Linked DNA regions of Homo sapiens: region 1 is linked to region 2. The links are chromatin contacts, found by Hi-C or POLR2A ChIA-PET in ENCODE. All regions are on one chromosome and are shown on one strand. The core of a region is the stretch at or near the end of the contact, and the rest is flanking DNA. Distances in the headings are between cores, read along the strand shown.

Region 1 (5,663 bases), core at 530-3,029, 52 kb before region 2:
TATAAATAGGTGCTGGGCACTGTTCTAGGCTCTGAAGGACTCAGAGATGAATAAGGCAGAGACAGGCCCCTGCTTCCAGGCTCACCTCATCATACAGAAGAGGAAACTGAGGCTCTAGTTGATGAAAGAGTTAGGGTCAGCAGAGCTGTGCTGGCTTCAAACCGGTCATCCTGCTGAGCCACCCTGGCTGCCCTCTTCTCAGCCTCCTGGTGCACACAGGGCTGGGGGGTGAGGGTAGATGTGGACGTGCAGTGCTGGCTGTGGGACAGTAGCCAGCAGCTGCCCCAGACCAGACACTGGAAATCGGGATGTTGACAGGGCAGCCAGTTCTGGTGCTGTGCAGAGTCAACAGGTCGGGGTGGCCAAGGTGAAGGTGGGCTCGAGTCCATACAGAGCGGCAACTCCCATCCCACCTCCCACAACACACATCTTTGATTTTGATTTGACTTGCCTGGCATCTAGGGGCAAAGGGTGGCCCAGGGTCCCAGATTTTAACAATCATCCAAGGGCTATCATAAGCTTCAGAGGGTGGCTTTGTCTGGGTGGGAGTGGAGGCAATTGTCCCCAACCTCTTGCCCAAAAGTGGCATCAGACACAACTCTTCTGTTCTGTGCCCAAACCATTGCCCTGGTTCAGCCTCAGGAGCTGGAGGAGCTTTGGGCAGGGGAAGAGCTGCACAGTGTGGGGCTGGGTTCAGCCTCTGCTGTGTGACCTTGGATGAGTGACTCACCTCTCTGACCATCTACAAAATGGCGAGGCTCTCCCCATTCACAGGGTGTGGGAAGGAGGACTTGAGCTGCAGATGTGACGCTCCTGACACGTCGCAGGCACACGGCAGGTGCTTGTTCCTCGCCATGTCCCCTCACACCTGTGCTGCCATCCTCTGTTGGGGTGGGACAAACTCTGTGGAATTACCCAGAAGTCCCCACCAGAGCCGCTGGCCCTTGGACGTGTGCTTTGAGAAGCATTTCCTGAGCCTGGAGGGTCTGGACACAGGATCAAGTCCGAGTTCCTGACCCCAATTCACTGCCTTGCCCCAGGTGTCGGCCTCCTCGCCAGCCCTGGACAAGATGGGTCATCAGGATGGGACCGTGTGGCACAGCCTGCGGGCTTTGGAGCCAGGCAAACCTGGGCTGGGAATCCTGGCTCTGCCTCGGCCTCCGTGATCTTAGACAGGCAGCCCCAGCTCCCTGAGACACCATTTCTCTACAACGGGATCACGCTGCCTGCCTCGTGGGATTTCCGTGGGCACTCAGGGTAATTAATCTGGGAGAAGGCTGACTCTCTACCTGACACACAGGGAGGCTGTGGTCATGCTGGCCCCACTCACCATTGCCCCCCTGCCTTCTCCTTCCCTTCCCAGCCTCCTCCCCTCTCCCTCTGTGCTTTTTCAAACCTTCCATGTCCAGCTCTGAGACCCCTGGACCCTGAGTCTCAGCCTTGGCAGATGACCCCTCTCTGTCCTGCTGTGTGCATGAGCTCCCCCTTCCCAGCCCTCGTCCAGCAGCACCCAGGAGCCTGAGTACAGCTGGGCACCACCCTCTGTGCAGCTGTGATGGGTGGGGAGGCTCCTGCTCCCCTTCTCTCTTGGCAGTTCTGCCCTGCACAGCTCTGGCCTCCACAGTTCTGGTTGGTTTGTCAAGGACGTTTTTAATCTCCATGGTAAACCCCGGCCGGCGGGGAAGGGGGGTGGCAGGGAGAGAGTGATGATTGGTAGAGCATATACCTGTCCAGGTGCACTGGAGCTGGGAGCAAAGGAGGCTCTGTGAGAGGAGGGCCAGTTCAGCCGCAGCAGGAGGACTGACAGGTGAGGGGTCTCTGGGCGTGGACTGGAGTATGAACCTGGAAGGGCCAGGCAGGCAGGGCATAGGGGATGGTAGGGGCAGTAGCCAGCACCTCACTTTGGCTTTGCAGAGGCCTTCTGGTCCTGGGGTTTTCCTGCCTCTGTGACCTGAGCTGTCGGGGAGAAAGGAGGGTGCTCCGAGATTGGCAGGGAGAGTCGGAGCCATCCATGGGACTCTGCAGTGAGAGAGTCACAGCCCTGGGCAGAGACTGCTCCCAGTAGTGGAAGCACCAAGCGACCCAGGAGGGTGGGAGCGGTGTCCACAGTCTGCTGCTGGACACAGGGGGACACCTAGGAATCCCACCCTCATCCCACAAAATGACACACACAGGCACACACCCTCAGTGACGGAACCTCAGGGATGAGGGCACACACAGACCTAGTGTGATAACACACACACACACGCACAATCCTTCCTCTTCATTTGGGTGGGGAGAGCACTGGAAGGGCCCAGAGGCAGCGCGAGGACGTGCAGCAGCTCACCCGGGTCCTTCCCTCCATCTGCTTCTCCAGGGGCCTGATGGAGGAGTTGGTGGGGCTGCGTGAGGGCTTCTCAGGGGACCCTGTGACTCTGCAGGAGCTGTGGGGCCCCTGTCCCCACATCCGCCGAGCCATCCAAGGTGAGAGCCAGGTCCTCTTCCCTACCCGCGGGGGACCACTCAGGACATCATTCCTGCCTGGCTCCCACCCCACCTCTCTGCCCAGGAACCACCCTCCTGTCATTTGTCCAGGACATGACTGCCCAAAGTCTCCTGGGTGGCAGGGAGGGAAGGGGTCTGTCTGTCCAGCTGTCTGTGGGTCAGATGGGCCAGGCATCTGCCCTCTGCCTTTCAGGAGATACAGCCCAAGGCCTGGTCACTGTGCCTATCTTCCACCCAGGCCTCTCCCTCACCTACCTGTGCCAATGAGGGGACGTGGGGGTTAGCTGCTGGGACAGCTGGGGGCACAGCAAGGGGCTGGGGCAGCCTGCACTTGGCACCCTTCCTTGGAGCCCCATGTGCCTTGTTCACTTTGAGACCTGACTGTCCCCTCAGCTACGGGGCAGAGCAAGTAGGGACCACAGAAGGAGACTAAGTGCAGTGCCAGTGGCTGGTGCCCACAGCCAGTGAGGGCCAGCTCCCAGGCTGGGCTGCAGCCAGCGGGCCAGGGGCATTGCTGGGGACCCAGAGGATACCTGGCGCCACAGGCCCTGGGACACGCAGAAGTCTGCTAGACCCTGGTGCTCTCTAAGCTATGGATCCTGCAGGGATACAGGTGAAAGCTATAGCTGCCAGCCCCCTTCACACTCCCTGTCCCCCAGGAACCTCCCAGTACAGGCACGGGTGGGGAGAGTGGACAGGTCAAAGGCCTTCTGGCAGGGGCAGCAGTCCTGGCATCCACTGTGCCACCACTGTCACCTGCCACAAATCCTGCCCAGCCCCCAGTGTGAGGCAAGCCAGCAGAGGGTAGCTCCAGGCTCACTCAGTGGTGGCCTGAGGTTCTGTTCAGGGCTCCTCCATCCTGACACAGCCATCTGCCAGTCCCAGTGCGAGGAACGTGGACAACTTGCATTCCTCTCTGACTCAGGCGGGGCCCCCTCAGGACTACCCCAGACTCAACTACCAGGGTCCTCCCTGCCTGGAGCCAAGCAGACCTCCAGGGAAGGGGCTGTCTGTGCCCCTTGCCCCAACATAAGCTGGGACTCCGATACCCTGCCCCAGGTGGCCTGGAGTGGCTAAAGCAGAAGGTGTTCCGCCTGGGAGAAGACTGGTACTTCCTGATGACCCTCGGGGTGCTCATGGCCCTGGTCAGCTATGCCATGAACTTTGCCATCGGGTGTGTGGTCCGAGGTAACTCTTCCCTGGCAGGTGCTGCTCTGGGCCAAGGGATTCTAGGCACGCTCTGGGGATACCAGATGGGCCACCAAGTGCAGCGGTGCAGGGACGGACCTGGGTGCGGGGAGGGCTCTGGCTCTACTCCTGATTTGCTCTGTGATCCTGGGCAGGCTCCTGCCCCTCTCTGGGCCTCAGTCTCCTCAGCCGCACAAGGAAGAGAGACCTGAATATTCCCAAGAGCCCTTCCTCCTCTGAGCTCTCTGGCTCCTCTTCCAGCCACCCCGTTCCTTCTCCTTCCCTCCTCCGTGCCTTGGGGCAGGAGTGGGGACACTTGCCTAGATCACCAAACTTGGAGTCTTCCCCCTGCTCCCTCAGCAGCCTGCCTCCACCCTGAGGCCTCCCTGGAAGAGGGGGTGTGGGCAGGAAGGGTCTAAGACACTTTCTCTGGAGACCCTCAGCTGCCAGAAGCAGCACCTACTATGGTGTTACGGTGTTTGGTGCTTCACACCTGTGTCATGTAGTTCTCAGTGGCCCTTTAGTCTTTAATGTCTTTAGTCTTCAATGAGCCTGTGAGGAAGAGCCAATCACTAGCCCACTTGGCAGATGGGGAAACTGAGGCTCAGAGAGGCTGAGTGGCTTGCCCAAGGTCACTCAGCTAGGCAGTGGTAAACCTGGGATATGGACCCAGGGTCGTACTCCTGCCTTTTCTTGGGGGTCTGCACCTCACTCTGTGGCCTGGTCCTCCCCTCTTCGTGACTCCATTTCCTGGTCAGTAAGTGGGCACCACAGTGTCTGGCCCTGAGGGCTGCAGAGGCTGTGGGTGCCTCCCTGATACGCGGCTGTCCCCAGCACACCAGTGGCTGTACAGGGAGATTGGGGACAGCCACCTGCTCCGGTATCTTTCCTGGACTGTGTACCCTGTGGCCCTCGTCTCTTTCTCCTCAGGCTTCTCCCAGAGCATCACGCCCTCCTCTGGAGGTGAGTCCACGGTCGCCATGCCAGTCCCCAGTGCCAAAACCTTCTCAGATCCCAGGGGGCTTCTGATGGGGGGAATCGGGAAGCTGCAGCCTCATTTCTCAAGCCCAGAAGAGTTATGTGGCTTGCCTGAAGGCACACAGCAAGAAGGCCAGATCTTGACTCTTGGGTCACTGCTGGCCCTACTCGCTTTCCAAGGGCTCCTTGGAAGGAGATTGCCCTGTGGGGCCTGTGCTGGTGCCAGGAAGGGGCCCATGGAGGAGGTGCCGCTCCCTCAGGCCACTCAGCCCTTCCTCCAGCTCCAGGCCAGCAGAGGGGAGCTCCAGGCTCACTCAGTGGTGGCCTGAGGTTCTGTTCAGAGCTCCCCCATCCTGACACAGCCATCTGCCAGTCCCAGTGGGAGGAACGTGGACAACTCGCATTCCTCTCTGACTCTAGCATCCAAATCTGCAAAATGAGTTTATGCATCCTAACCTCTGAGGGTTCTGCGTGATCATAATAGGACTAGGTGCAGTGACTCAGTCTATAATCCCAGCACTTTGGGAGGTGGGTGGATCACTTGATCCCAGGTGTTCAAGAGCAGCTTGGACAACATGGTGAAACCCCATCTCTACAAAAAATAAAAAACAACCACCACAACAAAAAGTTAGCCAGGTGTGGTGGTGCCTGCCTGTAGTCCCAGCTACTTGGAAGGCTGAGGTGGGAGGATCACTTTTGAGCCTGAGGAAGTCGGGGTTATAATGAGCCGAGATCGAACCACTGCATTCCAGCCTGGACAATAGGGTGATACCCTGTCTCAAAGGAAAAAAAAAAATCATAATGTGAAAACACCGTGCGGGTAGAGTTATGAGAGTTTTTTTTGTTTGTTTGTTCGTTTGTTTTTGAGATGGAGTTTCACTCTTGTTGCCCAAGGTGGAGTGCAATGGCACAATCTTGGCTCACTGCAACCTCTGCCTCCCAGGTTCAAGCAATTCTCCTGCCTCAGCCTCCCAAGTAGCTGGGACTGCAGGCACCCGCCACCATGCCCGGCT
Region 2 (5,603 bases), core at 1,238-3,737:
TGCAGGGGCCAGGTGGGGGGCTCAGGAGCCCACAGCAGCCTGCAGCTCCAGGAGAGTAGACAGGTGCAGGCACCAGGGCCGAGGGCTGGCTGTGAGTGCAGAGACTGAGGCCCTAGGCTGTGGAGTCAGCATGCCATGGTTTAAATCTTGGCTTATACTATCCTAGCTGTGTGGCCCTGGACAAGTCACTCCACTGCCCTCTGCCTCAGTTTTCCCACTTGTAAGATAGGGACTGTGTTCATATATAACCCAAACTAGCTTTATCTGCCTAAAACTTTCAGACTAGTATGCACTCGGAGAGCATCAGTGATAAGGAGAGGGCAGGGTGGGTCAGTGATGCAGCCACCCAGAGTCTCTGGGACCCTGGCTGTCCCCTGCCCACATGGCTCCCCATATTCCTTTCACCTCAACCCAACTTTCCTGGATGCATGTTGAGACTGCCAGGGGCCCCGTCCTCTCAGGAGGGGGACAAGGCTGGACTATACAATTAGATCTGGGGGGCGCTGAGGAAGCCCAGGCTGCAGAAGGAAGGGTGGAGAGAGCGTATCTTGGCTGCTGTGGCCCCAAAGAGCCCTGGCAGAGGGGGCGGTGGAGGGAGCCCCAGGTGTGGGGTCAGAGGACCTGGGCCCCAGCCTCTCAGGGTGACCTTAGCAGGCGTCTCTTCCTCCCCGGCCTCTGTCCCATGCTCAGTGGGTTCTCAGCTCAAAGGCCAGTCCTTCTGGGCTGGGACCCCAAGGTGCCTGATATGGGGTGGCCAAGTGAAGGGGAAGGGACACTGAGGAAACACTCAGATCCCCTCCACCTGGAGCTGGCCCCAGCCAGAGACTGCCTAGAACCTTTGGGGTTTCTGGAGCCTGGTGCTCCTAAAGAACCCTCAGCACTCCTCACTCTTCAAACTTCCTTCCCCTCCCGCTAGGCTGCAGGCCTCCCGTACCAGGTGCTGTGCTGGGTTCCTTGCTGCTGGATGCCCAGCATGCACACGGTGCCTGGCACACGGCAGCTATCATGTTAATATCAGCTTAATGCATGGATAAGTAAAGGAACCCCACACAGCCTGACCCTGTACCTTCCCCTTCCCCAGCCGGGATTCCACCCCGATACCTCCCAGAGACATCCTGAGCCACTTACCTGAATGCCCACAGGAACTCCTGAGCAGAAGCCCTTCGAGTCCAGAGGATGGGGGAAGGTCATTGTGCTCCTTGCTCAATACCCCCAGGACAAGGTCCCCTCTATTCTGGGTAAGCTACTAGGGGTGATGGGTGTGGTGGTGGTCAGTGGGTTTGGCCTCAGCCTGCAGAGCCTGAACCAAGGCCAAAGCCACCCCCACTCCCAGTCACACCCCCCTGATCCCACTGTGGGGTGAACAGACCAAGGTGGGAGAAGGGCTCAGCCCAATCGCTTGTCTAAAATGTTGCCCAACAGCCTGTTGGAAAGCTGGTGGTGATGGGTGGGGGTGGAGGTAGGGGGCTCCAAAGACCAAACTGCCCATCCCCCAATCTCTGTGCAAGACTGTGTGTCCCCTCCTCACAGATAGAAGAGGCTGGGGCCTGCCCTGGGCCCCCAGGCAAGGGCAGGTCCCCTCCACCTCCTTGGGTACCACGTGGGGGAGAGTGGAGGGTGACAGGTCAGACACAGAGAGAAAGGCCCAGGGGTAACTGGGAACATCAGCTGTGCTCTGGCCCTTCTGTCCCCTGTCCAAGGATGGGGGTGGGGAGGAGGATTAGGGGGCAGGGGAACCTTCTTTATAACCTGTGCCCCACCATTAACCCTTTCCTGCCAACAGGGTTCAGGGGCTCTGCAGATGGGGGCACCCGGTAAGACGTGGGAAGGGGCTGTGGGGGTGAGCTGGTAAGACCTGTGTCTTGGGGAGGGGTGGGAAAGGGAGGGTCTGCTAGTTCTCCCGGTGCCCGCAGTTCCTCCGGGAAGCCAGGAAGAACCAGAGCTGGTTCCCAGGCACCCGGCAGGGGGTGTGTGGCTGTAGGGATGAGAGCGCGGCACGGCACGGGACCCTGCTTCGTGTCACCTGCGGGGCTGCAAACTGGGGCGGGGATGCGGTGACCTCTGCACGTGCGCTCTCTGCGCTGCCCCCGCCCCCTACCGTCCCTAGCTCTGTCCCCCTCAGGACGCCGCGTCCCCAGGGGTGCGGCGGGGCCGTGAAGGGCGGGTCGCCAGCCCCATCCCCCAGGTCTCCGAGCGGCGAGGGGACTGCGCGGGTCCCCGGCACCCGATCCCCCCGCCCCCGGCCGGGCCCCCTCACCTCGCGACACGCAGGAGCCCATCACGGGGCCGCGGGGCCGGGCCGCTGCGCCCGGGGTGCGTGGGGCCGCGGGGCGTTCATGTCTCCGCGGGCCCGGGGCTGAGCGCTGCGGAGCCAGAGGACGGGCGGGGCGGGGGGCTCGGGCGCCCTCAGCTCGGCCTCAGCTCCAGCCTGGGTCGTCCCTGCTGCCGCCGCGCCCGGCTCGCCTCGCGCCGCCGCCTCCCGCGCAGTGCCCGCCGCTGCCAGGGGAGGGCGACACCGCGGGGCGCGGCGGGCGGGGCCCGGGGGAGCGCAGCCGGGAGGCTCGGGCACACCTGTGGCCGCAGCGCGCGGGAGGGCCATCTCTGTCCCTTCGGGGCTCCCCCACCTCCTGGGGTTGCCCGGGCTGAAGGTCAGGGAAGGGGACAGAGGGGGCGGGGAGACTCCTGGCATTTGGGGCACAAAGTAAACAACATGAATTTAACCACACCAACGACGACTGGGCACGAAGGCTTGGGAGCGAGGAGGGGTGCGCGCAAGAACAACAGTTCCATTGGGCCTATTTTTAGAGGATGAAAGTGAGGCTCGCAGAAGTTAGAGGCCTTGCCTGAGAGCCCTAAGCTGTGAGTTCAGCGACTTTTGACTGTCAGCGCCTCATTCAGAGCTATTGAAATTAACATATGCAAAATAATATATGCCCAGAGGTGGGGTAGAGAGAGTGCGGGTAGATAGTGCGCTGGTGGCCTGGCGGCGGGATGAAGGGTCTCCAGCGATGGTTGAAGAGGGGGGCAAGGCTGCCTCTCAGGGCTTGTCTAGGGCAGAGTAAACTGAGGCACAGGTTTTTTTCCCCAGCCCTGGACGGCCTCTGTAGTCATTCACACTTACTCGCACGTACCTACACACACACTCTCCCATGTGTACATACCCCTCATTCACACACTGATGGTCATACACACACATATATATGCACACTTGCATTTACATACACGCACACACACTCACATACCTACACATGAATACACAGTCTCCCATGTGTACATACCCACTCACACCCACACAATGACAGTTATACACTCACATTGAAGCACGCTTGCATTTACACACACACACACACACACACATCCCAGCTCCTGAGGTGTGAAGATCCTTTAGCAAAATTTCCCATGCACACAGCACTCAATGTCAGTGTCTGAGACCCTCACTCACACATAGCATCTCGCTCTCTCCTTCATGCCCACCTGTGCATCAGGCAGGGCAGGCACTCTTGTGTCTGTTTTCCAGTTGAGGCAGCCAGGTTCACTGGTGGCAGCAGAGAAATGTTTTGAAGAATGAATAAGGAGGGGCCAGGCGCGGTGGCCCACGCCTGTAATCCCAGCACTTTGGGAGGCCAAGGCAGGCAGATCACTTGAGGTCAGGAGTTCGAGACCAGCCTGGCCAATATGGTGAAACTCCGTCTCTACCAAAAATATAAAAAATTAGCTGGGTGTGGGCTTGGCACAGTAGTTCATGCCTGTAATCACACCACTTTGGGAGGCCGAGGTGGGCGGATCACCTGAGGTCAGGAGTTTGAGACCAGCCTAGCCAACATGGTGAAACCCCGTCTCTACTAAAAATACAAAAATTAGCCAGGCATGGTGGTGGTGGGCGCCTGTAATCCCAGCTACTCAGGAGGCTGAGGCAGGAGAGTTGCTTGAACCCAGGGTACAGTGAGCCAAGACCATGCCACTGCACTCCAGCCTGGGCTACAAGAGAGAAACTCCATCTCAAAATAAATAAATAAATAAAAAGCTAGGTGTGGTGGCACAAGCCTGTAATCCCAGCTACTCGGGAGGCTGAGGCAGGAGAATTGCTTGAACCCGGGAAAGTGGAGGTTGCAGTGAGCCGAAATCGTGCCACTACACTCCAGCCTGGTCGGCAGAGTGAGACTCTGTTTCAAAAAAAAAAAAAAAAAAAAAAAAGAATGAATAAGGTTTGAGGCAGCAGCGTGGGATAGGGCTGGAGGCCTCTCAAGGGGCAGGATCTGGGCCAGGGCGCACTGCCAGAGCAGCTGAGCCAGGGAGTGGGTGCTGACTTCTTTCTCTTTCTCTAAGCTAGGTGCTCTCTGCCCAGTAAAGTCCGGGTGGAGAGCGGTTCTGTGCCTGGCCCTGGTGTCAGCAGACCTGGGTGAATGAGGGCTTAGCTCACACAAGCTGTGCGACCTTGGGTAAGTTGCTTCGCCTCTCTGAGTCTCAGATTTTTCATCTGTTAACTTAGGGTAAAAATCCCACCTCGTGGGATTGCTGTGAGGGCTGATGAAATTAATATATGCAAAATCACTGGCACGTAGTAGGTACTCAACTTAGGACTAAAAATAAATAATAGTGATAGTGAACACAAACAGGTATGATGTGTTATTACTCCACCACAGCTTCCCGACAGCCACAGGGAAGTCTGAGAACTTCCGTTCAACAGATGCATATAAAGCACCTACTGTGTGCCAGTGTGAACAAGACAAATGTGCCAATCCTTGAGTCAGCGCTGTATTCAGTCACAGTTGCTCAGAGCCCCCCTAACTGTACCCTCCAGGTCTGGCCTTGGAGAGGGTGGCTCAGAAAGGACAGCCTGCTATCACCTTGGATGCCCTGGTGCCAGGTGTGTGCCTGCCCTTGTGTGGAGAAGGAAAGGCGGATCTGCCTGTGCCAGGCTCTGGGGTCCCGTCCTGTGTGGCCTGGGCTTGTAAAGGCAGTGGTGTCCTTCTCTTCTTCCTGTCACGGAGTGACTGGATCTGGCTTGGAAGGAGGGCTCTGACTCACTATGACGCAGGATGCTCCGTCATGGCAGCTGATGCTCCCTGCTGGCAGCCTGACAGCTTTGGGGGTAGATGGGACAGGGAGAGGGACACTTGAGAAGACGACAGGGCAGCTCACAGGGGAGAGGATGCCTGGTCACCCCACTGTGCCCCATTTAGCCTAAGCCAGGGACAGGAGGGCAGGGCAAGGCAGTGGCCCCACCTAGGGTCCCTTGCTGACCCACTCAGAGATGTGGCTGGGCTGGAGATCTGGCTCTCCAGCCTCTGGTGTTCATGCTGGTCAGTTCCACATTGACTCAATCCTCTCCTTGTACACATTGGCACTCAGAGAGGGGCAGGGGCTTGCCCAAGGTCACACAGCAAATCAGTGGTAGAGCGGGGACTAGAACCCAGGTCTCCTGCCTCTCAGCCCAGCCCTGGCACCAGCCTGAGACCAGGCCACGCAGGGCCGGTGGCTCTCCTTGCACGCTCACATTCACCTTGGAATTCTGCTGAAGTAGACGATGTCCAGACAGCTCTGAGCTGTGTGGTTGTCCTCCCCGGGGCCACACTGTCCTTTCCCAGTTCACCCCATAGCCC

Evidence for each region. A loop is a pair of places that touch in the nucleus more often than their neighbours do. ChIA-PET counts read pairs that join two places held with the same protein, here RNA polymerase II (POLR2A). Pooled maps may share reads with other maps.
Region 1: a map of uterus shows a loop between it and region 2 (4-fold over the local background). The contact joins the promoter of CLCNKA here to the promoter of FAM131C in region 2. A Hi-C loop is called at or near these places in 10 of 168 maps with a recorded cell type or tissue (A673, Caco-2, GM11168 and 6 more), 4 of 37 single-sample maps with no recorded cell type and 5 of 50 pooled maps. POLR2A ChIA-PET finds 5 or more read pairs at or near these places in 3 of 52 experiments (Panc1, activated T-cell and naive thymus-derived CD8-positive, alpha-beta T cell).

Annotation. Positions count from the first base shown.
Region 1 is chr1:16,020,257-16,025,919 of GRCh38, forward strand. CLCNKA (chloride voltage-gated channel Ka) reads left to right here and starts at 1,780. Exons shown (of 20, transcript NM_004070.4): 1 at 1,780-1,807; 2 at 2,357-2,463; 3 at 3,544-3,672; 4 at 4,507-4,635. The coding sequence starts at 2,364.
Region 2 is chr1:16,071,164-16,076,766 of GRCh38, forward strand. FAM131C (family with sequence similarity 131 member C) reads right to left here and starts at 2,488. Exons shown (of 7, transcript NM_182623.3): 1 at 2,258-2,488. The coding sequence starts at 2,279. RefSeq lists a silencer at 2,383-2,542 and an enhancer at 2,751-3,250.